Regions from separate parts of the Homo sapiens genome. Here regions 1, 2, 3, 5, 6 and 7 are each linked to region 4. A link is a loop called in an ENCODE intact Hi-C map of the cell type or tissue named here. Cell type or tissue: heart right ventricle. All regions are shown on one strand. Region 1 overlaps CEP250 (centrosomal protein 250). Region 2 overlaps CEP250 (centrosomal protein 250). Region 3 holds the start of LOC124904891 (a long non-coding RNA gene). Region 4 overlaps PHF20 (PHD finger protein 20). Region 5 holds the start of LOC124904980 (small nucleolar RNA U13). Region 6 overlaps PHF20 (PHD finger protein 20). Region 7 overlaps CEP250 (centrosomal protein 250).

The links. A loop is a pair of places that touch in the nucleus more often than their neighbours do. Peaks named below come from ENCODE experiments on the same cell type or tissue, not always from the same donor. Only the 100,000 strongest peaks of a DNase experiment are listed, where the experiment ranks them.
Region 1: it touches region 4 in a loop (2.8-fold over the local background); 38 of 110 quality-filtered maps call a loop at or near these places.
Region 2: a loop joins it to region 4, with 6 times the contacts of the local background. A loop is called at or near these places in 38 of 110 quality-filtered maps.
Region 3: it touches region 4 in a loop (2.3-fold over the local background); 28 of 110 quality-filtered maps call a loop at or near these places.
Region 5: a loop joins it to region 4, with 2.5 times the contacts of the local background. A loop is called at or near these places in 26 of 110 quality-filtered maps.
Region 6: a loop joins it to region 4, with 2.5 times the contacts of the local background. A loop is called at or near these places in 7 of 110 quality-filtered maps.
Region 7: it touches region 4 in a loop (3.0-fold over the local background); 14 of 110 quality-filtered maps call a loop at or near these places.

Annotation. Positions count from the first base shown.
Region 1 is chr20:35,472,721-35,476,720 of GRCh38, reverse strand. It overlaps CEP250 (centrosomal protein 250), which reads right to left. Exons shown (of 35, transcript NM_007186.6): 12 at 3,890-4,000; 13 at 3,169-3,347; 14 at 2,669-2,851; 15 at 1,075-1,219; 16 at 126-272. CEP250-AS1 (CEP250 antisense RNA 1) reads left to right here. Exons shown (of 3, transcript NR_184017.1): 3 at 46-4,000. Among named protein-coding and RNA genes, the nearest start is that of CEP250-AS1, 16 kb to the left of the region's middle. In heart right ventricle, no CTCF peak of the experiment used is centred here; no DNase peak of the experiment used is centred here.
Region 2 is chr20:35,461,939-35,465,938 of GRCh38, reverse strand. CEP250 (centrosomal protein 250) reads right to left here. Exons shown (of 35, transcript NM_007186.6): 4 at 3,386-3,674; 5 at 2,308-2,364; 6 at 114-196. The coding sequence starts at 3,571. Among named protein-coding and RNA genes, the nearest start is that of CEP250, 8.3 kb to the right of the region's middle. RefSeq lists a silencer at 1,942-2,121. In heart right ventricle, CTCF peaks have their summits at 1,842 and 2,044 (motif pointing left); a DNase peak (open chromatin) is centred at 2,040.
Region 3 is chr20:35,600,149-35,604,148 of GRCh38, reverse strand. LOC124904891 (a long non-coding RNA gene) reads right to left here and starts at 2,472. Exons shown (of 2, transcript XR_007067570.1): 1 at 813-2,472; 2 at 1-699. It also overlaps the pseudogene FER1L4. RefSeq lists a silencer at 2,135-2,464. In heart right ventricle, a CTCF peak has its summit at 2,433 (motif pointing left); a DNase peak (open chromatin) is centred at 2,438; H3K4me3 peaks cover 1,638 bases; H3K27me3 peaks cover 1,764 bases.
Region 4 is chr20:35,882,727-35,886,726 of GRCh38, reverse strand. The region is part of intron 9 of PHF20 (PHD finger protein 20); the gene reads right to left. Among named protein-coding and RNA genes, the nearest start is that of SCAND1, 70 kb to the left of the region's middle. In heart right ventricle, CTCF peaks have their summits at 2,087 and 2,286 (motif pointing right); a DNase peak (open chromatin) is centred at 2,326; H3K27ac peaks cover 1,926 bases.
Region 5 is chr20:35,712,617-35,716,616 of GRCh38, reverse strand. It overlaps RBM39 (RNA binding motif protein 39), which reads left to right. Exons shown (of 17, transcript NM_184234.3): 11 at 2,228-2,432; 12 at 3,521-3,598. It overlaps LOC124904980 (small nucleolar RNA U13), which reads right to left and starts at 146; the gene lies at 47-146. In heart right ventricle, no CTCF peak of the experiment used is centred here; no DNase peak of the experiment used is centred here.
Region 6 is chr20:35,826,255-35,830,254 of GRCh38, reverse strand. All of the region lies in intron 2 of PHF20 (PHD finger protein 20), which reads right to left. Among named protein-coding and RNA genes, the nearest start is that of PHF20, 56 kb to the right of the region's middle. In heart right ventricle, no CTCF peak of the experiment used is centred here; a DNase peak (open chromatin) is centred at 1,604; H3K27ac peaks cover 2,883 bases.
Region 7 is chr20:35,510,271-35,514,270 of GRCh38, reverse strand. CEP250 (centrosomal protein 250) reads right to left here. Exons shown (of 35, transcript NM_007186.6): 35 at 1-2,908. The coding sequence ends at 2,645. Among named protein-coding and RNA genes, the nearest start is that of C20orf173, 17 kb to the left of the region's middle. In heart right ventricle, a CTCF peak has its summit at 2,272; no DNase peak of the experiment used is centred here.

The sequences.
Region 1 (4,000 bases), 410 kb after region 4:
CTTTGCTCTCCTCTGCATTGTAAATGTTCCTTTTGCTCATTTCAGACCTACATTTGGGAGCTGATCCGTCTTGCTCTCAGTTAGGGCCCAGCCCTTCTGTGGGGACCAGGAAAATCTTTGCTCACCTGGAGAAGCTGCTGGTTCAGCCCAACTTTATCTAACGCCAAAGCCTCATTTAAGGCACTGAGCTTGACAGCTGCAGCCCGAAGATCAGCTACTTCTGTCTTCAGGGTGTTTTCAGAACTCGACAGCTCTGCAATTGACTGCTCTGCCTAAAAAACAAAAAGGATTAAAGAGTTTCATATTTCCAATTTTCCTGGAACAGTAAACAGTTCACATTCCCAACACTGCTGCTTTTTGGTACAGAGATCAGTTAATACTCCATTCCCTCTCCTGCATTCTAAACAAGTTTTCCCTTCATTCATTCATTAAGGAGTGAGACAGGACCTCACAGTATAGAGATACCAAAGTTAGGATAGAGAAATGACTATGATTGTAATGATGCCACAGAAAATGTAAGCACAAAGTGCTCTGGGAACTAAAAAAAATATTAATATAGTTTGGAAGAGTCAAATATGCTTGGTAGAGGAGTTGACGATTAAGTTGTGTACTGAGAGATGAGGAACAGTTTGCACATAAAGGAAGAGGAAAGAAGTAGTGCAGAGAAAGGGAAAAGTACACGCAGAGTATTAGAGTCATGAAGAACATGGAATAACTGAGAAGGCAATTACTGCTGTGGCAGGAGCAAAGGATATGAGGTGTTAGGATGGGTTTTGCAGTAGAAGGGGAGGCTAAAACACACTTTGAGGCACATGACAAAAAGCTTTGAATGTGGCACCACAGAGCTAGAAAGCCGTTGAATGGTTTTAAGAGACTGACATAACCAGGTATATACTTTAGAAAGCCCATTCTAATTCCAATATAGAGGGTATGTTGGAATAGAGAACCCAGAAGCAGACTAATGATTGAGGAAAGATGAGGGATCCTGGCTTGAAGGTGAAGAATGAGGCAGGCTGCATGGGAACACACTTTCGAAGCCGCCCACCCAGCAAGTGAGGAGAGGAGGCCACGCACCCTAGCCAGCGCTGCGGTCACTTCCGTTTGCTCTTGCCTCAGTAACTCCCCTTCCAGGTGACTTGACTCCAGGGCTTCCCGAAGAGTGATCAGTTCACTGAGTGATTCTGACTGTTTGGCTTCCAGGCCCATCAGCATCTCCTGACTAAGATGGGAAAGAGAGGGGTCTAGAGGAACTCTTAGGGATGGGCCATAACCCCAAAGGTAACAGGAATATAATCACCTTTGCTATGCAACAGAATGAGGATGGTCTATAAACACTGATAAGGAAAGATTTCTAAGACATGTCAAGTGAAAAAAATCAAGGTGCAGAACAGTATATACATGATACACTACCTTTTATGCAAGAAAGTGGGGGAAGAAAGAATATATGCCCGTATTTGCATGAAGGAGCACTGGCAAGATAAACAAGAAGTCAGCTAAAATGGTTGCCTAAAGGGGGAAGGGAAATGGGATGGAGAAAGCACAAATGAGAGTGAGACTTCTCTGTGTATCTTCTTAGCTCACTGAAGCCTCAAACTCCTGGGGGCTCATGTGATCCTCCCATCTCACCTTGCCATGGCTACAGGCACATGCCACCACATTCAGCTACAGCTAATTTTTTGTTGTTAGGGGTTGTCTGCCCTTCTCCTTGGTACAGGGAGATCATTCTTAGCACAAGTCATGACCCTTATGGCAGCCCTTCAAGCTTCCACTATTCATGCCTACCAGGTACAAGGAACTGGGGCACAGGAGAGGAGGGAAATACAGCAAAGATGAAGATATATCCCTGCTCCCAGTTATTAAAGACCTACCATATGCCAGGTTCTATGCTGGCGTTTTCCAAAACATTGCTCTCATCTTCCCAGCAACCCTTCAAGGTAAATATTATCATCATTCTACAAATAATCTGTCCATGTGACAGAGCCATAATTTAAACTAAGCTTCTGCCTAGCTCAAAGTCCTTGCTTTTTCTGTGACATCATATAGGGGAATTTACAGATTAGCTGGGGCCATTGATTCTGGATTTCCCTTTCTTGACCAGCTAGCACATTTCCCACTACTTCCCTGTATAAGTCTTACCCTTTAGCCAGCCCAGCCTACTCTGAACATGCCATGAACCTTCCTGCCGCCTTTTCTTTGCTAATCTGTTCCTTGAGCTCTTCTCCCACTCTCTGCTAACCAAATAGGTAAAGGCCCAGCTCAAAGTCTACTCTCTCCTCCATAAAGCATTTCCTAGTCTTCAATAATTAGCTGTCACTCCTGTGCTCCCAAAGGACTTGGTCTGAAACTCTATTTAACTCATACTTCATCCAGCCTCATGTCACAGTGAGTTGTCTGTCTTCTGGCAAGTTCCCTGAAATCAGGGCTTTTGTCTTATTCATTTCTGTATCCCCCTCAGTGTCTCATCCCATATGGGTGCTCAACTAAGACTTAACCAACCACGAACTTTCCATATTCATCTTTCTGCAAAGGAAGAAGCAGCAAGCTAATCTGAACCCACTGCATGCCAGACTTCTACATACTCTACTTTGTAACAGAGGGGAGTAGACGGGGAGGGTGTAGAATTGAAGAAAGACCAGGGCCCAGCGAGGAGGAGACTAGTCTCACTTACAGACGCTCCCTCTCCCGGACAGCCAGGTGCAGCTCCTCCTGCTGTTCCTCCTTCTGGCCCTGGGCAGAGTCCCCCTGCAGCTGAAGCTCCACATTTACCCTTCGCAGGCGCCATGCCTCCTGCTCTAGCACCTCCAGCTGCTGCCGCAGCTCTTCCCTGGCCTTCTGCAGCAGCTCTCGCTCCCTGGAAGAAGGGAATCAGAGATGAGCAGAGACCATAGGACCTAAAATTCTTTCTGGAAGCAGGCATCACAGGGCCAAGAGACCCTGTTTCAACATCCCATCTTCTGTTTCTAGTGCGAAACTTTTTTATCATCACAAAGACTCCAACCCCAAAAGCTTGTTCTGGAGAAACAAGTGAAACACTGGGCAAAACAGCCCTGAGTCTCAAGGAGAACAGGATCAGCACCCCAAAAACCTGATGGGAGTGGGTAAATGGCTGGATGGTGACTGAGACTGAGACCAGGCTGGGAGGGTGGGATGAACAGCCCGTCTGCTCACTTGCTGAGAGAGTCCACCTCTCCCTGGAGGTCCACAGTCTGCCCTGCCAGAGTGTCCCGCTCCCCAGTGAGCTTCTGCAGCCGCTGTCTCAAGGCTTTGCCCTCTTCCTCCCACTGATCATGCTGCTGTTGCAACAAGTTCACAGCCTCTTGACAGCCTGCAAGCTGCTGCCTTAGGTCCTGTGGAGAGAGAGCAAGAGAAACCAGATGATGAACAAGGGCAAAGGAGGGATGTCAGAACCCCGAAAGTGGGGCTGGAGAAGGGGGTCGGGGGCTGGTGCAACAAAAGAAAGCTGAGAAGGGAGATGCAACTATTCAAGAAGACAGGCCATCAGAGGTCATTGGGCTTCTGTGGCTCTAGATTCTTAGAGTTCGTCATCTCCAAATGTACAGTGGCATGGGGGAGTGGTAAGTGTGCCTAAGACTCTCAGAGTTGGAGAACGTTGACCCAATAATCTCCCAGGGCTCTGGTTCCCAATCTTTGCATACTGTTATGCAAAGATTGTACACAAAGTGAAGCATGCCATTGGCGTGGAGGATGTGCCTGCTACTCACAAGCACAATTCAGCAGACATAGGCAGATTTACTCTGGGATATTGACAGAACACCTCATGACTGGTCAAAAAAGTGAAAGGGATAGTCCAGGCTAGGGAGGTACCTGAGGCACAAACCAGTTTAGACACAAACCCCTGTGACTGAGGTGGAATGCTGAGGGTTCCTACCTGCACAGCCTGGCGTCTCCGAGTCAGCACTGAACGCACCAGAGTAAGAGCCTTGTCTGCATCCTGGTAATCAAACTGGGAGAAGATACTAGAGTCCAATTCCAAAGAGTT
Region 2 (4,000 bases), 420 kb after region 4:
GGAATTAGAGGGCTATGGCTGAAGTCCACATTAGCCCTCAGGGCAGAAGTTTCCCATCAGCCTTCTCCACCAACTGGCCAATCACCCAGGTCAGAAAGTTTGGGGTCCATCACCTCTGTTGCTCCTCCTCCAATCGGACCAGCAGCTCATCCAGGTTTGGCTCCTCCACATTTTCCCACCTCTGGGGGATTGGTCCCTGCGCCAGACAGAGACAAGCCTTACTTACCTCCAAAGAGAACATCACTCAGACCAGTTCCCTAAGGCTCCCTTCCATGGCAGTCCACTTTCTTTTTATTCTTTCTCCCCTTTGTTAGCAATATGCTTCTATTCTCAATCACTGCATCCCTCACTCCAAAAGTAAACTGATGACCTCTCCTGAAAGACGGCCTTCAGTAGTAAATAGAATCTTCAACTTAAGAAGTGATGTATCTTTCACTAATGGCCTTAACTTCCACTACACTAACGGTTTGACCTTGGGAAGTGACTTAACTTCTTTCATTTTTTTTTTTTTTTTTTTTGGAGACAGAGTCTCGCTCTGTCGCCCAGGCTGGAGTGCAATGGCACAATCTCAGCTCACTGCAACCACCGCCTCCCAGGTTCAAGTGATTCTCCTGCCTTAGCCTCCCAAGTAGTTGGGATTATAGGCACCTGCCACCACACCTGGATAATTTTTGTAGTTTTAGTAGAGATGGGGTTTCGCCATGTTGGCCAGGCTGTTCTTGAATTCCTGGCCTCAAGTGATCCACCCACCTCAGCCTCCCAAAGTGCTGGGGTTACAGGCATGAGCCACCACACCCAGCCTGTGAAGTCACTTAACTTCTTGGAGCTACAGTGTCTCCAGCTACAAAATGAAAGCGGTATATCGTTCCCTTCAGAAAGTTGCTGTGCAGGTTAAGAGACACAATTATAGATGCTCCTTGACTTATGCTGGAATTTCATCCCATAAATCCATCATAAGTTGAACATAAGTTAAAGGTGTGTTTTCAACTTACGACGTTTTCTTTTTTTCTTTTCTTTTTGAGACAGTCTAGTTCTGTTGCCCAGGCTGGAGTGCAGTGGCATGATCTCGGCTCACTGCAACCTCTGCCTCCTGGGTTCAAGTGATTCTCCTGCCTCAGCCTCCCGAGTAGCTGGGATTACAGGCACGCACCATCATGCCCGGCTAATTTTTTGTATTTTTAGTAGAGATGGGGTTTCACCATGCTGGCCAGGTTGGTCTTGAACCCCTGACCTTGTGACCCACCCACCATGACCTCCCAAAGTGCTGGGATTACAGGCATGAGCCACTGCGCCTGGCTGACATTTTCAACTTATGATATTTTCAACTTAACAGTGAGTTCGGGCCAGATGCAGTGGCTCACACTTGTAATCCCAGCAGTGGGAGGATTGCTTGAGTCTAAGAATTTGAGACCAGCCTGGGCAACATAGAGAGACCCTGTGTCTACAGAAAATAAAGAAAATTAGCCAGATGTTGAGGCATGTATCTGTAGTCCCAGCTACTTTTTGGGAGGCTGAGGTGGGATGATCGCTTAAGCCCAGGAGGCTGAGGCTGCAGTGACTCATGACTGCACCAGTCCACTCCAGCCTGGGCGACAGAGTAAGTAGGACCCTGTCTCAAAACAACCAACCAACCAAACAAACAAAAACCAACCAAACAAGCAAGCAAAACAACCCCAAACAATGGGTTTATCCAGCTGTAACCCCATCATAACCCAAGGAACATACTGAATGCATATAGCTTTCACATCATCATAAAGTTGAAAACTTGCAACCATCCTAAGTTGGGGAGGACCATCTGTATATGACAGTGCCTCATGCTGCCTGGACTGCATTGAGGGTGCTCAATAAGTTTTGGTTCTTTCCTTCCTCTGAGAGAACTTTTCTGAGGAAAATGTGAGGAGGTACTGAGAGGCAGCTGGAACAAAGGCAAATAAATGGGTTTTTCAAAGCCAGTTCTAATAGCACAGACATCCCTTTGCTGCAGACATGCTGTAGGCTCGCAAAGGCCTGCATCTTTCTAAAAGAAACACTGACACCTGCTGGAGGAAACATGCACTTCTTCCTGCTAATCCCACACTCCTTCCAATCTAATTTACATTTCGTCCTTTGAAAACCAAGGGTTGGAATCTGACAGGCCAGCTAGGTCCAATGAAGATATCAGTGTGATAAACCTCTCAGAGGCTGAGAAAGAGAGCCTTCCACCAAACACCTCACTTGTACACTCCAACCTCCCTCAGTCAACAAATGAAACCTAACAAGTATATTCACTGAGGACCCAGGGGGTGCAGAGAGCTCAGCCTCACTCACTCCAGTGGCTTCTAGCCGCTTCTCCAGCTCTTGGCACCAGCTTCGGTACTGCAGCACCTGCAGCAAAAAGAACAGGCCCTGGGCAATGAACACAGCTGGCACAAACAGCCCAAAGCAAAGGCCCCTGAGGATCTTAGGCAAACTTGCTATGAACAGGGGAAATGGGTGGTGACAGTAAGGTAAGGCCATAACATCTTATAGTTTCTATTTGGGCATTTTTTTCTTTTTTGAGATGGAGTCTCGCTCTGTGTCCCAGGCTGGAGTGCAGTGGCACAATCTTGGCTCACTGCAACCTCCGCTTCCCAGATTGAAGTGATTCTTCTAACTCAGCCTCCCGAGTAGCTGGGATTACAGGCATGCGCCACCACACTCAGCTAATTTTTGTATTTTTAGTAGAGACAGGGTTTTGCCATGTTGGCCAGGCTGGTCTCAAACTCCTGACCTCAGGTGATACACCTGCCTCGGCCTCCCAAAATTCTGGGATTACAGGCATGGGCCACCGTGCCTGGCCTTATTTGGGCATTTAAATAATACTTTCTATATGAGCGAGACTCTGTCTCAAAAATAAATAAATAAATAAATAAATACTTTCTATATGCCTTTTATATCACAGAGGCAAGATCATGGGCTTTGGCTCTAGACTAGCTGAAGAAACCTGGATAATTAACTTAACCCTTGTGAATTTCATCTTTAAAGAGATATATTAGCCAAAAGTGGTGGTGTACACCTGTGGTCCCAGATACTCCAGAGGCTGAGGCAGGAGGACTGCCTGAGCCCAGGAGGTTGAGGCTGCAGCGATCTGTGATCATACCACTGCACTCTAGCCTGGGCAACAGAGCAAAACCCTATCTCAAAAATAAAATTAAATTAAAAGGATATAATACGTACCTCATGGAGCAGTTGTGAGCATCAAAAGAGAAGCTGTACATGAAAGCTAGAAGGTCTGGGTCTTATCTCACCATGCTAGATGTAGGCCACTCCCACCACAAGACTCTGCCTCCTGCAACCCTTATCTCACCTCAGCACCTAGCTCTGGGGGTTGTTCTCTTTCCCCTCCCCAAAAGGGCAGCTGCCTCACCTTGGCCTGCAGCTTCCTCACAAGGGTTGCTTGTCTCTGCTGGGCCTCCTGGGAGTTCTTCAGCTTCCGCCAGGAGGCTGCCTGATTCTCTGCCATCTGCTGCTGTAGTGCCAGCACCTGCTCTTCCAGTACCAGCTGCAGTGACTGGGGCTTCATGTTGTTCAACCCAGGGCTTCTTGTCTCCATGAGGGCACCAGGTGGTAGGCCCACAGGTCCCTAGGTAGCCAGAGGGTGTTCACGCCCAGCAGGGTCTCTAACCATTGCCATGCCACTTCAACCTCCTCTTGAACTGGGGACCAAAGCACATAGTCAAATGGAAAGGACTGTTCTTTTACTACACACAAGACTCCTCAGAACCTTTAAAATACTAAAAGGGACCCTCATCTCTGAAGGGCGCTATGATGAGCATCATTCCCCAAATTTAACTGACCATGAGACAAGCTCACAGGACTAGTGTCTCCTGGCATGACTTTTGGAACTCTGCACTAAACCAAGAGCTCCTGGTTTATCACTGCATCCTTAGTTCCTGGCACAGTGGTTCAGAAACATTTGTTGAATGAATCGCTGAAGGTGTTCTTAGTCTAGCAGGGGAAATAGACACAAACTATTACAATA
Region 3 (4,000 bases), 280 kb after region 4:
TCCCAGGGTTAAGAGTCTGTCCTGGGATCAGTGAAGTCAGCCACAAGGTCAATAACTGGTCCTAGGATCAGTGGGATCAGTTCAAGGGTCAGGGGTCAGTCCAAGGCTCCAGGAAGTCAAGGGATTGCCTGGAGATGGGTGATGGGTTCCAGGCATGTCCCTTGAGGGTCTTTCCTATCAGGCCTGGGGAGGCCCAGCTGGAGCGGCGGGCAGTGGCTCTAGGCCGCAGGCTAGCTCGAAGTCTAGGCCAGCAGGACGATGAAGAGAATGAGCTGGAGCTTGAGCTGGAGCAGGACCTGGATGATGAGCCTGACGTGGAACTTTCTGGTGTTATGTTCAGCCCCCTCAAGAGGTAACTTGTACCCACGGCACACCTGCTCCCACACCCATCTGCCCTCACAAACACACAGTCCCAGGGGGTGTGGGAAGGGTGGATTCTCCAGTCACTTGCTCATAGGCATAGACACTGCCATGTTCATACACATAGTTACAGTGGCTCACACACATGCAGGGGATGAAAGCTTGATGAGGGCAAGATTTGTCTCTTCACTACAGCGTCCCAGTGCTTGGGACAGTGTTAGCTCATAGTAGGTACTCAATAAACCTCTGTTGCATGAATGAATGGTTTCGGGCTCCAGGAATGAGTCAAATTGTGGGTGCAGGGTTGAGATGGAGGCAGCAAGACATGACCTGAAGGACCTGGAATCCAAAAATTCAGAGGGAGAGAAAACATCATTCCCAGCACCAAGCAAGTGTGTGTGTGTGTGTGCGCGCGTGTGCGTGTGCAGGGGAGGGACCAAGTGAGTGCTAACCTTAAGCTTCTCTCCAGCCGCGCCAGGGCCCTGGCCCATGGGGATCCCTTCCAGGTGTCCAGAGCTCAAGACTTCCAGGTACTACTCTTTTTCCAGGGCCTAACCCTTGGAAGTACTACCTCTTCTGGCACGCATGTTCTTTCCCTCCACCCAGGCAGGTCTGGCTTCCTTTCCTCATCCTTCTGTACCTCTCAGGTGGGAGTCACTGTGCTGGAAGCCCAGAAACTGGTGGGAGTCAACATTAACCCCTATGTGGCCGTGCAAGTGGGGGGGCAGCGCCGTGTGACCGCCACACAGCGTGGGACCAGTTGCCCCTTCTACAATGAGGTGGGTGCCACCACAGAAGAGGGCGAGCCTGACAGAATGGGAGGGGTTGATGTGAGAACTATTCCCGGAGCGGGTGAGGCCTAGGTGGAAATGGAGCCAGATGCTGGGCCTATGGGTTGGGGTTGGGGGGTTGCTGATCCAGGAAAAGCTTGCAGTGAGAGGGTTGGGGGTGGGGGAAGGAGGGTCTTCTGAGCAAGAGACCTGGGTAAGCTGGCAGGAGCCCTTCACATCTGACCTCTCATCCCCACTTCAATTCAGTACTTCTTGTTCGAATTTCATGACACGCGGCTTCGTCTCCAAGACTTGCTGCTGGAGATCACGGTGAGTGGGGTAGGGGTGACCAGTGTCCTTCAGAGAAGGGGGGATGAGAAAGCTGCAGGACTAACACCACCTTCCCCCAAGGCTTTCCATTCGCAGACCCTCCCCTTTATGGCCACCCGGATAGGCACCTTCAGGATGGACCTGGGCATCATCTTGGACCAGCCAGGTATGGAATCGTCCCCTTATTGAGACTCTGCACGGACAAGGGCCCTAGAGATTGACCCTGCAGTGACTCCGCATGGACCCCTATACACTCACTTCGGAGAGGGCCATCTCTGGCGGAGGCTGAACTCTTGGCACTTCCGCCCCTCCCTGCTGAGCCAGAGAAGCCCTGGCCATTGTCCGTCACTCCGATAGCCTCACGGCCACCCTGTGCGTCCCGCCGGTCGCCCCTTACCCCTGGCTCGCCCCTTCGCCCTTAGATGGCCAGTTCTACCAAAGATGGGTTCCGCTGCATGATCCCCGAGACACCCGCGCCGGGACCAAGGGTTTCATTAAGGTCACCTTGTCCGTGAGGGCGCGCGGGGACCTGCCCCCTCCAATGCTACCCCCGGCCCCAGGGCACTGTTCGGACATCGAGAAGTGAGCCGGGGTGAGGTGGGGAGGAGGACATGGATCCGGGGGTGGCCGTGGGGCGCGGATAAGGGGAGGGGCCGAGATCCCAGTTTCTCCCCCCCCGCTCGGTGCCCCCTCCCCTAGGAACCTGCTCCTGCCGCGCGGGGTGCCCGCCGAGAGGCCATGGGCGCGGCTCCGCGTGCGCCTGTACCGCGCCGAGGGGCTTCCCGCGCTGCGCCTGGGGCTGCTGGGCAGCCTGGTCCGCGCCCTGCACGACCAGCGCGTCCTGGTGGAGCCCTATGTGCGGGTGTCTTTCCTGGGGCAGGAGGTAAGTCCCTCCGGGGCCCACGGCGCCGCGGCTCCGGCCCCGACTCCGCGCTGATCTCCCTTCTCCTGTCTTTAACGCCACCTTCAGGGCGAGACGTCGGTGAGCGCCGAGGCGGCGGCGCCCGAATGGAACGAGCAGCTGAGCTTCGTGGAGCTCTTCCCGCCGCTGACGCGCAGCCTCCGCCTGCAGCTGCGGGACGACGCGCCCCTGGTCGACGCGGCACTCGCTACGCACGTGCCGGACCTGAGGCGGATCTCCCATCCGGGCCGCGCGGGTGAGCGCTTCTGGCCGCGGCAAATCTGGCCTCACTCGCCTCGGTCCATAGGGCTCCATAGGGCCCATTCCCAACCGCAAGCCCCATCCTCGCGACCCCGCTCCGCCTAGGAGGGCTGGTCCGCCCGCAAAACAAACTGCTTCAAGCCGCCCCCAGACTGTGAACCCCACCATCGGTTTGGCTCCGTTGGCAAAATTCTGACCACAACCGCCTGTCCAGTAACCAGCCCAGTCCCACCCTTCTACAGCTGTGCACACGCTGACACTGCCGGTCCACTCCTTTCCCCGACCCCCAGGCCTGGCCGATCGCCCGTAGCTCCGCCCCAATCCCGACCCCGCCCCCAGGGCTCAGGCTGCGTCCCCCGAGGCCGGGCTCCCGCGATTTCCAGCTCCTTGGGGCGCTGAGCTGTTTTGGAGGCGCCCCAGGTCGTGTTCCACAGCGGCGCGTCCGCAGCTGCTGGCCAACTTCTTCCGTTTCAGAGCGGCTTAGCCCCCCTCCCCTGCCCTCACCCCCGAATACTTGGAGGAGATCAGGGTGAGGTGCAGAGATTTACCAGCACTCGCCCTCCCCACGCTCCCCTCCAACACGCTTCTCTTGTTCCCCACAGCGGGGTTTAACCCTACCTTCGGCCCGGCCTGGGTGCCCCTCTATGGCTCGCCCCCCGGCGCGGGGCTCCGGGATAGTCTTCAAGGTCTCAACGAAGGCGTTGGCCAAGGCATTTGGTTCCGCGGCCGCCTTCTGCTGGCTGTGTCCATGCAGGTGTTGGAAGGGAGAGCTGAACCTGAGCCTCCCCAGGCCCAGCAGGGGTCCACGTTGTCCCGGCTCACCCGAAAGAAGAAAAAGAAAGCCAGAAGGGATCAGACCCCAAAGGCGGTTCCGCAGCACTTGGACGCCAGCCCCGGTGCCGAGGGGCCTGAGATCCCCCGTGCCATGGAGGTGGAGGTGGAGGAGCTGCTGCCGCTGCCAGAGGTGGGGGCTGGGGGGTAGCAAAGGGGGCGGGGTCACCTCAGCTCTGGAAGGTGGAATCCACTCTCAGGCATTAAACACCACGACAGGGGTCTCAATTTGGGGGCCTGGGCGAAGAGTGAGGTGTGTGCCCACATGGGCTCTGGTATATGCACACATGTTGTGGGAGAGAGGACCCATACCCAGGGCCAATGCTGGGGCCGGGAGGAGGGAGAGGGAGTAAGAAACCTGCAGTGACTTCCAAGCCTTGGTCGCACTTCTTTCTGTGGGCAATGCGGCCAAGCATAGTCCAGGCTGTTCCCTGGGAGAGTAGGTGCTGACTCCAGCCTGATGGCCTCCCCCAGAATGTCCTGGCGCCCTGTGAAGATTTCCTGCTTTTCGGTGTGCTCTTCGAGGCCACCATGATCGACCCCACCG
Region 4 (4,000 bases):
TCCTGCCACAAATGACTATCTGCTCTACCTCATCATCAGCACTTAACATCTGCTCCTGGATCCTGTTATTTGTCACTTCTCCAGCCAGGGGAAAAGAGCCACTTCTCATTGTCATGTGTTCCCTCAGGACCAAGGCCCAACACAGTTGCTATTCTTGTCGGCAATCACGCCATGTGGCCCAGCAGTTTGATACCTTTTTGATATATATTTCACATAATATAATGAATAAAATATTTTTCATGTCTATGAAGGAATAATTTTTTCAGCTTGAAGCATCAAAAAGCAATCAAAGATTAGCGAAGGCCAGGCACAGTGGCTCACACCTGTAATCCCAACACTTTGGGAGGGTGAGGCAGGCGGATCACTTGAGGTCAAGAGTTCAAGACCAGCCTGGACCAGTCTCTACTAAAGCTACAAAAAAAAAGCTGGGCATGGTGGTGGGCACCTGTAATCCCAGCTATTTGGGAGGCTGAGGCAGGAGAATCACTTGAACCCAGGAGGCGGAGGTTGCAGTGAGCTGAGATCTCATCAGTGCACTCCAGCCTGGGCAACAGAGTGAGACTCTGTCTCAAAAAAAAAAAAAAAAAGTATTTACTGACATAATCTCAAGATTATAATTTTTTGGCATTAAAATAAATAATGATAGAAACAGATTATAACCCATAGAACGACATAAGAATCCATGAGCCCATGCAGATAAACAAACAAGGAAAGGAAGGAAAGAAGTGAGATTAAACCCCCCTAAGGCAGAATATAAACTAATACATGTTGAAAGAATGATGAAAGTTAGATATCACCATTTGGCAGCCATCACAGTAAAAATTGTTTCAGGCAAGAAATACCAGTAGATGCTAAAATAATGGGTGAAAGTTTGATGAGGAAATAAGATATTTACATAGTCTCAATGTTTCTCTCACAAGAAATGTATTCATTATAAAGGGGGTAATAACAGCTTTATAGTAGAAAAAGCTGGTAGATACTACCTTAGGTAAGTGATAAAAGTTAATGTCACCAGTAAATGGGACAAACAGGTTTTCATGTGCTTCCTGATAGAATGCACCTGAAAAGGTCACAACATCACTTACGTGGTATTTCTGTGGAAAGTGAATAACCCAAATCAAATTATGAGGATACATCAGAAAAACCCAAATTGAGGGATATCATATTCAGAAATGTAATGTCAAGGTCATAAAAGACAAAAACTGAAGATCTCATTTTTAAAAAGTAAAAAAAAAAAAAAAAAAAAAAAAAAAAAAAAAGCTTATTCCCCTGTCCCCCACTCCAGTAAAAAAAGTAGAAGACTGAAGGTCTGTTTCAGATTAAAGAAGACAAAAGAAATATGACAGCTGAATTCAACGTGTGTATCTGGATTGGATCTTGACCAGAAATAAAAAAAATTTACCCCCATTTTTTCCACAAAGAACATTATTAGAACAAATGGCAAAGTTTTTAAAAGGTGTTGATTTTGATTATATTGTGGGAATGAAAGAGGATGTCCTTGTTTTCAGGAAATACACACTGAAATATTCAGGGCTAAAGGTCTGCAATTTATTTTCAAACAATTCAAAAACTACATTAAAAAATCTGGGAGAGGGCTGGGCATGGTGGCTCATGCCTGTAATCCCAGTACTTTGGGAGGCCAAGGTGGGTAGATCACTTGAGGTCAGGAGTTCGAGACCAGCTTGACCAACATGGTGAAACTCCATCTCTACTAAAAGTACAAAAAAAATTAGCCAGGCGTGGTGGCGTGTGCCTGTAATTCCAGCTACTCGGGAGGCAGAGACAGGAGAATTGCTTGAACCCAGGAGGTGGAGGTTGCAGTGAGCCAAGATCTCATCACTGCACTCCAGCTTGGGCGAAAGAGTGAGAATCCATCTCAAAAAATGAAATAAAATAAAATCTGGGAGAGAATAATAAAGCTAACATGGTAAATTGCTAGCAATTGGGGAATCTATATTTTCCAACATAGGGAAAGGTATAAGGGAAATCTTTTTGCTATTTTTGCAACTTTTTTATAAATCTGAAATTATTTTTTGTCATTCTTTTAACCCATGCTACATAGATGTATAAGTCTAAATTATTTCAAAATAAAAACTTCCTAAAAATATATTCAGGAAAAAATATGCATCTACATACGTAGGAAAAATACTTTGAAGCCACAAATACTCAAGTGGAAGGAAAGGAACCACACCGACATATAGTCCTGGTGAACATTTCAAGGCTAGCCCCTGGAATGCAGATCTCTGCACTCAGCCCCCACAGAAATCACTGAGCACTCATTCCACAAGGTGGCAGAGCTGCCCCAAATGCCAGAGTTAGGTTGGAACAGCTAGCCCTAGACTAGATGTGTTGCCCTCCCAGCTCCTCCTCCTCCTGCTGCCCATGAGCCTCCTTCACACCAATTTCTCAGATTGTGACTCCATCTCGGTTTAAAAACGCAAGACTATGGCACCGACTCAGGAAAGCAACACTAAACAGTGACTAACGCAGCATCCCAGCTTCCAGGGACCTGGCTGGATGCTTCTGAAGATGGTCATGGTCCCGCCCTATTTCCGCTTACTTACGTTAATACATTCCTGGTGAATGAGTTCTCAACAACCTCCCTTTCCCCCAGCAATCTTTCTGGATCGTCCTGTACTCACACCACTAAACCTATGTTTCCAAAGAAACACCAGAAACACCATTCAGTTTCCAGATCAAGACATTTTCCACAACTCAAAGAATTCAAAAGGCACCACCCAGTCCTGGAGTACTGACATCACTTGTACCACACACCACCCTCCAAATCTAGCCACCCTACTAAGCCTCTTACTCTGAGTGTACACACTGCTTTAATGAGTGCCCCGAGAGCAGAAGTTTGCATCACATACTGTGCAATGCCCCTAAAGGCAGGGACTCTGTTCATTTCACTTGATTTATATAGCACCCAGCATCTTATCAGATGGAATTAGGCACTCAGCAGGAAAACAACAGTTACAGACTCTGGGCCAGACACACTGGCTCACACCTGTAATTCCAGCACTTTGGGAAGCCGAGGCAAGTGGATCGGTTGAGCTCAGGAGTTTGAGACCAGCCTGGGCAAAATGGCAAAACCCTGTCTCTACAAAAAATACAAAAATTAGCCAGGAGTGACGGCGAGTGCCTGTGGTCCCAATGATTTAGGAGGCTGAACAGTGGGGAGGATCACTGAAGCTCTGGAAGTCAACACTGCAGTGAGCCGTGACAGCGCCACTGCATTCCAGCCTGGATGACAGAGTGAGACCCTGTCTCAAACAAAAATTTAATTTAATTTTACCAACCTCTACAATACTGACCATTAGGAAGTGTGCCACTCTAGCTAACTCACTCCTTCATGCCAAATATTAGGCTCTTTGTCTGTAAAACAGGGAGAATTAATAGGGAAAAGTTAGAAAGAACTTAAATATCTTTCAGCAGGGGCTAGGTAAATAAATTATGGAACATCCATACAATGAAATAAATTATACGTAATTGTTTTTGTTTTTGTTTTTCCAGAGACAGGGTCTCACTCTGTTGTCAAGGCTGGAGTGCAGTGGTAGGATCATAGCTCACTGCAACACCGAATGCCTGGGCTTAGAGAGATCCTCCCATGTCAGCCTCCCGAGTAGCTGGGACTACAGGCGTGTGCCACAATGCCTAGCTAATTATATTCTTTTTCTTTTTTCTTTTTTTTTTTTTTTTGAGACAGAGTGTCGTTCTGTCACCCAGGCTGGAGTGCAATAACGTGATCTTGGCTCACTGCAACCTCCGCCTCCCACGCTCAAGCAATTCTCCTCTCTCAGCCTCCTGAGTAGCTGGGACTACAGGCACACACCACCGCACCTGGCTAAACTTTTGTATTTTTAGTAGAAACAGGGTTTTGCCATGTTGTCCAGGCTGGTCTCCAACTCCTGACCTCAGGTGATCTGCCTGCCTTGGCCTCCAAAAGTGCTGGGATTACAGACTTGAGCCACTGTGCCTGGCCTAATTATATGTAATTGTG
Region 5 (4,000 bases), 170 kb after region 4:
GCTGGGATTACAGGACTGAGCCTCTGTGTCCGATCAAAAAAGTTTTTTTCACAACAAAGGGTAATATGCCCTTGTAACAAAAGGCAGGCACAGCTCACACATGAATGTGAAAACCAAATCATCACACTTAGGTACTCCTAAAATTTTTTGATCCAAGTTGCATAGTAGAAGTACAATAATAGTTAATAATGGTGGGGAAGGTGGCATGTTTAATATTTTCAAGTGCTTTAAATTAGTTTTTGTGGCCGGGCGCGGTGGCTTATGCCTGTAATCCCAGCACTTTGGGAGGCCGAGGCGGGTGGATCACCTGAGATTAGGAGTTTGAGACCAGCCTGGCCAACATGGCGAAACCCCGTCTCTAGTAAAAATACAAAAATTAGCCAAGCATGGTGGTGCTCAACTGTAATCCCACCTACTTGTGAGGCTGAGGCAGGAGAATTGCTTGAACCCAGGATATGGAGATTGCAGTGAGCCAAGATTGTGCTATTGCGCTGCAGTGCTCCAGCCTGGGCAACAGAGTAAGACTCTGCCTTGAAAAAAAATAAAACTATAAATAAATAAATATAAAATAATTTAAGAAAATAGGTTTATTAGGTTCTGCAGGCCATGCAAACATGACACTAACAGCTGCTCAGAGTCTGTGGTGGCCTCAGGAAGCTGTTACTTGTGCTTCGCAAAGCCTTTACTTGTTATTGCTTGGAGGAGCAGGTGTGTCACTTGGAGAGAGGGAGAGGAAGAGAGAGGAAGACATCCTGTGAAGTAACAGAGCAAGGACCCTCGCCTATTAGCAGGGGGAGTGCACCAAGCCATTCATGAGGGATCTGCCTTGTCATACCTCTTGCCAAGTCACACTTTCCACAGTGGGGATCACATTTCAACCTGAGGTTTAGAGGGGACAAGGATCCAAATTATATTACTGTGTTCCTATTTTCCTTTACTATGTGCTATATATACATATAGGGGTCAGCCAGCTATTCATATAATTGAATGTTTTATACGTTCATCTCTGATAACCTTTTGACACATTCTTAACAGTTAAATAAATGAAGGTCTGTTAACGATTCTTTTTTACTAAAGATCCTTTTTTTAATGTACATACCTCACAACCAAGACCAGAATTGTCTTGTCAAAAGTGTTTTTGGGCTGTGTGTGGTGGCTCACGCCTGTGATGCCAGCACTTTGGGAGGCTGAGAGCGGTAGATCACCTGAGGTCAGGAGATCAAGACCATCCTGGCCAACATGGTGCAACCTTGTCTCTACTAAAAATATAAAAAATTAACCGGGCGTGGTGGCGGGCGCCTATAATCCTAGCATCTAGGGAGGATGAGGAAGAATTGCCTAAACCTAGGAGGCAGAGGTTGCAATGAGCCGAGATGGTGCCACTCATGTATATGAAACTCATCCATGGTGGAACTTTTTTCAGATGTGTGAGCTCTGTAACCTTTTAAGGTCCTGGAAACATAGTATTTTTAAAAGTACACTGTATATCTCTATCAGGAAATTAAAATTGTTAGCTTATATCTACATTTCAATAAAATGTAAGCCTGTTGCTATGTTGATAGCAAATCTGTTTAACTTACTGGTCATTAGGCTGTTACGTACGTCAATGAACTGGTGAAAGGAGAAAATTTATGAAACATAGCTCACCAATTTTATTTTTTTATTCTAGTAACTTTAGTGTGGATATTTTCCACCTTTTCTTTTTCTCCAGATAAGCCATTGTGGGTATATGTGTAAACCAAAATTTTATATATATGTAATTTATATCAAGTTATGTATTTATTTGCTTGTGTATGAAGTATTTATGTTTTATATATGAGGATTATATTGACTATTTTGTCCCTGGGCACATTTTTGTTAGAAAAGTACTAAATTCTACCTCAGGTGGTCTGCCTGCCTCGGCCTCTCCAAGTGTTGAGATTACAGGTGTGAGCCACTGCACCCAGCCAGTTTTCACATTTTCTAACCACAATCCCCATGTTCTCAAATATAAAGCTGTCATTACTTGTAATATCTTTTATTTAAACTACCACATCAACAAGCCTAATTTGCGTTAGCTAGCGTCGTCATCATGTATGTTGTGTTTGCTACTTACAGCTTGCAGTTTCTACCTTAGTATTCAGAAGTAATTATTGAATATGCTAAAAATATAAATATATTTTTAAGTATAGTTTGTATTTTAAAAATTAAAGCACTGTCTCCTGTCCTTGCCTCCCCTATCATGTAGTTTTCTGACTCAGAATGTGCCAAAAAGGCTTTGGAACAACTTAATGGATTTGAACTAGCAGGAAGACCAATGAAAGTTGGTCATGTTACTGAACGTACTGATGCTTCGAGTGCTAGTTCATTTTTGGACAGTGATGAACTGGAAAGGACTGGAATTGATTTGGGAACAACTGGTCGTCTTCAGTTAATGGCAAGACTTGCAGAGGGTAAGTGTTTCTTGCTATTACGAATGATTTACTGTGGGTATTGTAGTGGAAAAGAAAGGTAGCCATGTAAACTAAGAAAGGGAAAAAGATTTTATCTTATTTTGTAGTTGGCGTTATCCTTGGTCACACTGCATATTATTTTATAGATGATGTGCCTTGTATTAATGTATGGAAATCTATATTATGTGTTTTGAATGCCACAGTATAAGTTGCAAGATTTCTTTTCCTTTATGTAGTGTTTATATGTCATACTTAGGAATAAATTTAGTTGCAGCTATTATAATGTTACAAGTTTTTCTTTTTGTAATTTCTTATTTTTTGATGCAGGGTCTGGCTCTGTTGCCCAATTTGGAGTGCAGTTGTGCGATCCTGGCTCACCGCAACCTCTGCCTCTTTGGCTGAAGCCATCCTCCCACCCTAATCTCTAAATAGCTGGGACTAACAGTTGCAAACAACCACCACCACGCCTGGCTAATTTCTGTGGTGGTTTTTTTTTTTTTTTTTTTTTTTTTTTTTTTGTGTTGGTTGGTTGGTTGGTTGTTTTTAAGAGATGGGGTTTCTGCCGGGTGCGGTAGCTTACAACTGTAATCCCAGCAGTTTGGGAGGCTGTGGCGGGTGGATCACCTAAGTTCAGGAGTTCGAGACCAGCCTGACCAGCACGGAGAAACCCTATCTCTGCTAAAAATAAAAAATTAGCCGGTCATGGTGGCGCATACCTGTAATCCCAGCTACTCAGGAGGCTGAGGCAGGAGAATCACTTGAACTTGGGAGGGGGAGGTTGCAGTGAGCCGAGATTGCGCCATTGCACTCCAGCCTGTGCAACAAGAGCCTGTGCAACAAGAGCGATACTCCATCTCAAAAAAAAAAGAGAGTTTCACAATTGTTGCCCAGGTTGGTCTCGATCTCTGGGATTTAAGTGAACCACCTCCCTTGGCCTCCCAGAGTGCTAGCTAAGTTACAGGCGTCAACCACCACACTCGGCCCTCCTTGCAATTTATTTTAGTGAAGTGATCATGATATTAATGACCCAGGAAACTTCGTTTCTCTGCTCTCAACATAGTAGGAACTTTAAGACTATTCTTTTACAGGTACAGGTTTGCAGATTCCGCCAGCAGCACAGCAAGCTCTACAGATGAGTGGCTCTTTGGCATTTGGTGCTGTGGCAGGTAGGAATTGAATCTTTTCTAATTTTAAATCGTTTTTTCATCTAATTCGAAAATTTTCCAAATTTTTACATTTAAAAGGACTTACTGAGAATTCAATTCATCAAGTACTTATAGCCTGTTAGTTTGTAGTCTTCTATTTAAGGAAGTGGAGACATAGGGTAGAATTAACCATGCATCAAAATGAGTTGTCAGGACAGTTTTAAACCCTGCACCCCAGTTTTTAGTCGAAATTCATTGACATAAGTTTATTTTCAAATATATCAGTTTTATTGAATACTACAAGGTGTATATTGTTTGATCGAAAAAATATTTATAATATTAGAATTTAGAAAATATCAGAGGCACTTAAAAAAGCTTTACTTAAAACTATTGTAGTAGTAAGAGTGTTGAGACAGTTATTTT
Region 6 (4,000 bases), 56 kb after region 4:
TAATAGATACAGGGTTTCAGTTTGGAGAGATGAAAAAATCAGGCCGGGCACGGTGGCTCACACCTGTAATCCCAGCACTCTGGGAGGCCGAGGCAGGTGGACTGCCTGAACTCGGGAGTTTGAGACCAGCCTGGGCAACATGGTGAAACCCCGTCTCTACTAAAATACAAAAAATTAGCCAGGCATGGCGGCATGCGCCTGTAGCCCCAGCTACTTGGGAGGCTGAGGCAGCAGAACTGCTTGAACCCAGGAGGCAGACGTTGCAGTGAGCTGAGATCGCACCACTGCACTCCAGCCTAGGTGACAGAGCGAAACTCCATCTCAAAAAAAAAAAGAAAAAGAAAAAATCTTGGGCTGGGCGTGGTGGCTCACACCTATAATCCCAATACTTTGAGAGGCCAAGGCAGGAAGATTGCTTGAGGCCAGGAGAGACAGGGTTTCCACGTTACCTAGGCTGGTCTCAAACTCCTGGGCTCATGCAATATGCCTGCCTCAGCCTCCCAAAGTGCTGGGATTATAGGCATGAGCCATGGCGCACGGCTAAGGCCAGGAGTTTGAGACCAACATAAACAACATAGTGAGATTTTATCTCACTATGAAAAATTTTAGGTCAGGCTCAGTGGCTCATGCCTGTAATCCCAGCACTTTGGGAGGCTGAGGCAGGTGGATCACCAAAGGTGAGGAGTTTCAGACCAGCCATGGCCAACATGGTGAAACATCATCTCTACTAAAAATACAAAAATTAGCCAGGCGTGGTGGCACAAGCCTATAATCCCAGCTACTCGGGAGGCTGAGGCATGAGAATCACCGGGAGGCAGAAGCTGCAGTGAGCTGAGATCGCACCACTGCACTCCAGCCTGGCAACAGAGTGAGAATCTATCACCAAGAAAAAAAGAAAAAAGAAAGAAAGAAAATATTTTGGAGAAGTAGGCTGGTAATGGTTGCAGAACAGTGTGAATGTATTTAACGCTACAGAACTGTACTGCACACCTAAAAATGATTAAAATACTAAATTTTATGTTGTATGTATTTTACCACAAGCATATACACAAAGCACTGCTGCTTCTGCCCTGCACTCTCTCAGATTCCCTGTTCTAGGGTAAGTCAGGTGCTACATCGTGAGAACATTCTAGATGTCTATGGAGAGGTTCACATGACAAGGAACTGAGGCCACCTGTCAGGAACCAGCACCAACTTGCCAGCCCTGTGAGTGAGCCCCCTTGGATGCAGCCTTTATGAGATCCTGGGCCAGAAGCCCCCTCAACCCCCCATTACGCCGCTCCTGAATTCCTGGCCCATAGACACCTAGAGAATAATAAATGTTTATTGTTTTAGGACACTAAATTTTGAGAAAATGTGTTACACAGCACTAAGTAGCTAACAAAGTTGCATTTTGCTAGACTGCTTTGGTATCTAGAAATGGAGTCTATCAATAGTTTATAGGTTAGAGGTGCCAGTCCTCATGTTTTCAGGTTTGAGAAACACTGCTCTAAGCTACAAGATAAGCCAACATGTCCTAGGGCTCCACCAAGGGAGAGAGAGGGCTGTAAGACAGTAAAGCACTGCCACTGCTGGCATGACTCCATGTGCACAGCCAGAAGGCAGAGAACAGTACAGGTCTAATTCAGGGAAACAGTGTTGACATGCCTGCCCTATATGACCTTAAGCCCCAGGAAGGCTTGCCGCTCAGAGTCTTGCTGCATCTGTGTAAAATTAAGCTGCCTAATACTACATACCGTGCACGTGCTTAAACTAGAGCAGCCAGACAGTGCTTGGCAGGAATCTGTTTTGTTCCCCCCTATATACCAGAAATACTAACTAAAGAAACATCATGGGGCCGGGGAGAAAAAAACAGAAAGGATGACAATTTCCTTCCGAATTCCCACTACAACTCATCAGTGTTCACCCACATGGCTATTAGTAATTAATGAGGCTGGGCGCGGTGGCTCACACCTATAATCCCAGCACTTTGAGAAGCCAAGGCGGGCGGATCACCTGAAGCCTGGAGTTCGAGACCAGCCTGACTAAAATGGAGAAACTCCGTCTCTACTAAAAATACAAAATTAGCCTGGGCATGGTGGCACATGCCTGTAATCCCAGCTACTCGGGAGGCTGAGGCAGGAGAATTGCTTGAACCCAGGAGGCGGAGGTTGTGGTGGGCCGAGATCATGCCATTGCACTCCAGCCTGGGCAACAAGAGCGAAACTCTGTCTCAGAAATAAATAAATAAATAAATAAATAAAACTAATGAGTGCAGCTTACTCTAGGGTTTGTAAACTATCTTTATCTAAGGTATCTCACTTGATCATGCCATGAAGACTTAAGGAGTCATTATTATTACTGCCCCCTTTTTACATTCATGGAAATGGAGCCTCAAAGAGAATGACTAGGAAGAGGCACAATCAAGATCGATATCTACATCTAACTCTAAACCCGGTGAAGAGCCTTCTGCTTTTTTTTTTTTTTTTTTCTGAGATGGAGTCTCGCTCTGTTGCCCAGGCTGGAGCGCAGTGGCGTCATCTTGGCTCACTGCAAGCTCCGCCTCCCGGGTTCACACCATTCTCCTGCCTCAGCCTCCCGAGTAGCTGGACTACAGGCACCCGCCACCACGCCCAGCCAATTTTTTGTATTTTTAATAGTGACAGGGTTTCACCGTGTTAGCCAGGATGGTCTCGATCTCCTGACCTCATGATCCACCCACCTCAGCCTCCCAAAGTGCTGGGATTACAGGCGTGAGCCACCGCACCCGGCTATGAGCCTTCTGCTCTTAACTGGACTCCACATGTAAACATTCCTGCAGTCACCACATCCACATGGGTGTCTTTTGTCTTAGCCATGTAATAGTCTACTTAACTGCGTGGCTAGCCCAGAATTTGACTTAACTTTCCCCCAGAGGTTAAGCATTCAGACTGCTTCCAGATTCTTTGCTATATAAACAGTTTGTCTGCAAACATACAGCACTCATTTTACTTCAAGAATCAGAAAATTACCCAGACGTGGTGGCGCATGCCTGTAATCCCAGCTACTTGGGAGGCTGAGGCAGGAGAATCACCTGAACCCAGGAGGCAGAGGTTGCGGTGAGCCAAAATCGTACCATTGCACTCCAGCCTGGGCGACAAGAGCGAAAAAAAATCAGAGCTTGCCTCTATTCCTGGCTCAGGGCACATACCAGAAGCAAAATACTTCTATGCACAAAAGGAACATTCTAAGCCATCACCAGCCTTTGCTGGAGAGGAGATGGGGATGGAAGATATATTTAGTAAAAAACAAAAGGCTGACTATTAAACTGCAGAAAAACTGCTATTTTGAATGCCTTAACTCTTTCCCTACCCCTTCACCACTTCCATTAATCAACATCTGATATAAGAAAGGTCTTAAATTTATCTTTCCTCTCTATCTCAATCATTTCTTACCAGCAACAACTGAACAGTCAGTATGTACACATCACCCCTAAACCCCTTCTATCAGTACCCAGCAGAATGCCTGATACAGAGCCACTCAGCAAATATCTTATGACAGAATGAACACTGCCAATTTTCTGTTACTAAGAAGGATCAAAACATGTCTCTCTCCTGCTTAAATTTTCACTCTTCAGTTCAATCTCCCACCACTCCTGTTACCTCCCTGGATTCTCAGAACACACCAAGTTCTTTCAAGCCCTGAATATTTTTGCTGATGTTATTCCTTCTGCCTTCTCCCCCTGCCACTCTCTTCCTGGAAATCTTCTCATTCTTTAATTTCACTTCCTTGCATATGCCCTCAAATTACTGGCGACTCTCTTCCTCATCACAACTGCCACCCAACCCTGGTTATTTCAGACTCCACATTCTCCATTCCTGTACCCAGACAGCTAAATGTGGCTAGAGAAAACACTCAACATGCTGATGGGTCTCACTTTAAATGCATGTCTAGGCCAGGTGCAGTGGCTCACACCTGTAATCCCAGCACTTTGGGAGGCCGACGCGGGCAGATCACCTGGGGTCAAGAGTTCGAGCCCGGC
Region 7 (4,000 bases), 370 kb after region 4:
GGCTGGACTGCCAGGGACTCCTCCCGTCTGCTGGATTCACCATTCTGGTTATACCCTGCCACATGTGACAAGGTCAGGAAAGGAGGCTCCGGCCTCATGCCCTTAGGCAAAGTTGGGTCCCCCCTGGATGACACATATTCCTTCCTTCACACTTCCCCACTTCAGGTCTCTTTGGGTCTGGAGCTGATGAAAACAGCAGTTGTCACCATTATTGGTGGGACACTCCACAGAGGCAATCCTGCTACTGGGCAAGGAAAGTGTACTTTAGAAAGCCGGAGTGGAAGATCATCCACAAGCTCGAGTGTGAGGGCAAGAGCACAGTCTACACTTGAACTGAAGGCCAGCCCTGCTCTGAATATCTGGTGGGGAGGGGAGACCCTAGGCCGAGGTCTATAATGGAGCTGGGGGGCTCTTGAGGGTTGGATGGAAAGAGAAGAGCAAATACAGATTAGTCTAGTCCTGAATAAAGACCCTGCTTGGCAGCCTCTAAGATGTCTTTCAGCTGCTGGAACCTCTCTGAGGCCCAGAAGGTATGTGGGGCCTAAGGCCCTGGCTCATGACCTACAGAAAATGATGCTGAGAAGAAACTCTAAGGTAAAAAACAGGGACCCTCTGTCAGCCCGAGCCTGAGAACCAGGGCTGGAGGATGTAACAAGTGAACAACCAAGAGAAGTCTTGTCTCTGACAACTCCTAGCATAAAAATGGCCTAAAGGGCCGGGCGCGGTGGCTCATGCCCGTAATCCCAACATTTTGGGAGGCCGAGGTGGGTGGATCACCTGAGGTCGGGAGTTCGAGACCAGCCTGATCAACATGGAGAAACCCTGTCTCTACTAAAAATACAAAATTAGCCGGGCATGGTGGCACGTGTCTATAATCCCAGATACACAGGAGGCCGAGGCAGGAGAATTGCTTGAACCCAGGAGGTGGATGTTGCCACTGGTGAGCCGAGATTACGTCACTGCACTCCAGCCTGGGCAACAAGAGCAAAACTCTGTCTCAAAAAAAAAAAAAGGAAAAAGAAATAAATGGCCTAAAAGCCAGGTAAGGATTTTAAGCTACAGGGAATCTGACTGGAAATAGGGACCAGGACAGCATTTCTGGGGCCCCAGATCTGTTTCTGGGGTTTCAGAAGTTTTCACTAAGCATCTGTTGCTGAGCTGCATGTGTAGGTTTCTGGAACAAAGCTCTAGTCGCTGTGAACAGCCCCATTTCCACTCTGTGTGGTGCAATGAGACATAATGGGGCTGAGCCCCAAATTAGGAGGTCTGGGTGAGTGGGTGCTGCTCTTACCCCTCCCAGATTCTTGGCTAGGTCTCAGTTCCATCCCCAGGCTTAGTAAAGAGGAATTCCAGATTATGGTGGGAGTGCCAGAGGAAGGTAATGGCCTGCTTCTTTAAGGAAAACTGTTCTGGTTGGGCATGGTGGCTCACACCGGTAATCCCAGCACTTTGAGAGGTTGAGGTGGGAGGATCACTTGAGCCCAGGAGTTTCAGGCTGCAGTAAGATGTGATTGTGCCACTGCACTCCAGCTTGGAAGACAGGACAAAACCCTGTCTCTTAAAAAAATTAAACAATTTTTAGGCTTTGAGGAGGTTGCCAGCAATAGGTCTTAAGCCTGTGAGCTGGGTTCTGTCCAGCCTCCACTAGGACCAGTCCATGGGTGAGAAGTTCCGCCATAGTCCATCCTTCTGATTGGCTTGACACATGGTTGGACTACAGGCGACCAGATCAGTTCCAGCTGATATGCCCAGGAAGCGACATCTCAAGGACATTCACCCAGAGTAGAAGAGGAATGAGGCCATGTGGAGCTTCTGAACTCAGAGACTCTGACTTTAGCTAAAGGTCAACGCTGTGTTTTTGAGGCCCCAGAACTTCTTTTAACCCTCCAAAATCTCCCCGCTCAACCCACCCAAGCTCAGCCCCAACCCCCTGCCACAGTCAGACCAGTCTTCTCACTGTGTGCTTGGCAACACCTCCAACCCCACTCCATCTTTCAAGGGCCAGTTCGTGCCTCCCTTCCTCAGCCCCTGGAATTTCTACAGTTCTTCTAGTCAGTACACAGAATTGCCTCTGACTCATAAATGAGTGTTAGCCTGTTCTCATCAACTGGACTGTAGGCTGTCTGTGGACAGGGGCTTTGTCTTGTGTGTTCTCTGTAACCCTTCCCTATCACAGTGCATGGTGTACAATAAATGCATGCTACCTCAACAGGAATCTTTGGCAAGTTCTTCCCAGATAAACTCCCTTGATGTGGTGCTGCCACCCAGCTGCACAAGTGGAGACAGCAGCAGAAAATGAATGCAAAGATCCCAGGGTTTATTGTTGAAGGAGAAGATGAAGGAGGTGGTGAAGTGCTAGGAAAATAAATTCTAGATGAGAGGCAGTACATGTCCCTCAGCCAGGGCAAGGCACCCCTCTGGGTGATTCCATAGGGAGCAAGCAAATGCAATTTGCCTCATTCCCAGGTGAGTTGGGGTCCTCCCCAGGGTTGCAGATTTACTTCCTCTTCCTGGGAACACCCGCCGACCTGGGGCTCCTGGGTGCCTAACAGAGCCAGGCTTTTCCTTTGGCAAACCTGTAGGTGTGCGGAGGGGCCATGACCCATGACACAGTCTTCTGTCTGTGTGCTCCTGGCTGTGGCTGCTACCTGGAGGCGGCTTGGGTAGTGCTGGGGCTGGGGTGTAGCAGGACTGGCCCTGGGGATGTCAGACTTTGAGTCAGGGACTCATCCAGCCTGCGGGTCTCTGCCTCCAGGACAGTGGCCTCAGGGGCCTGGGCCACGGCAAGAAGTGAGTGTGAGAGGCTGTGGTGCAGGCCTGCTAGCTCACGGCTGGTCTGTGCTGAGCGGGTGATGTAGTCCTGCTTCTGCTTCCGCTCCAAAGTCAGCTGAGCTTGCAGCAGGACCACCTGGTGGGCAGGAAAAAAAAAAAAAAGCGAGAGCAGCTGAGGGCCCTGAAGTTGTCCCAGCTCTTCCTGCTCTGTGTTCTCTGAAGCTCGTTGGCTGATCATCTGAATCAACTCTACCACATACACGAATCTCAGAAACAGGCTGTAGAGAGTTTAGAGGAAGGGCCCTTAGGAATTCTAGAATCCAGTGATTCTCAATCCTGGCTGCACATGTGACTCAAATAGCGCGCTTGAAAACCACAAAGCTATTCATCAACTTCACTGAAAGATAATTTACATGTGAAAAATGCCCAGTTTTAAATGTACATTTTGATGAGGCTGATAACAATATATACTCAAGTATAACCACTATCTGACTTTTTTTTTTGAGACAGAGTCTTGCTCTGTTGCCCAGGCTAGAGTGCAGTGATGCAATTTTGGCTTACTGCAACCTCCACCCCATCGGGTTCAAGTGATTCCTGTGTGTCAGCCTCCTGAGTAGCTACGATTACAGGTGTGCACCACCACGTCCAGCTAATTTTTGTATTTTTAGTACAGACAGGGTTTCGTCATGTTGGCCAGGCTGGTTTCAAACTCCTGACCTCAAGCGATCCGCCCACCTTGGCCTCCGAAAGTGCTGGGATTTCAGGTGTGAGCTACTGCACCTGCTTTGACTTTTTAATAAAATAGAAAAACATTCTGAGTTTAATAGAATTCAAAGTAATAGCTTAGGTCTAGCTACAGAGTCAGGCCCTGCCAGTAGTGACTACTGATTTCTGAAATAGGCTCAGAAATAAAAAGGTAACACTTATGATTCCTGCAACTTGAAAGGGAGAGTGGACTTTTAGTTGAGGCCTAAGAGGCAGGAAGGCTCTTCAAGTCACTTCTCTGCGAGTGGCGGCTTGAGCTGAGCTGTGTGGCCTGGAGCTTGTGCTGAGCTGTGTGGCCTGGAGCTTGTGCTGGTGCCTGGCTCCTCTGTCTGGGGCACTGGCAACAGTCTTGGCTGCGAGGGCACCTCTGAGGGCAGGGAGGCCAGGATGGCTTCCCTTGCTCCCACCTGTCCTCCTAGAATCTTCTGCCTGCTCCTCAGCCCTCTTCCTATTCCTTTCCCTT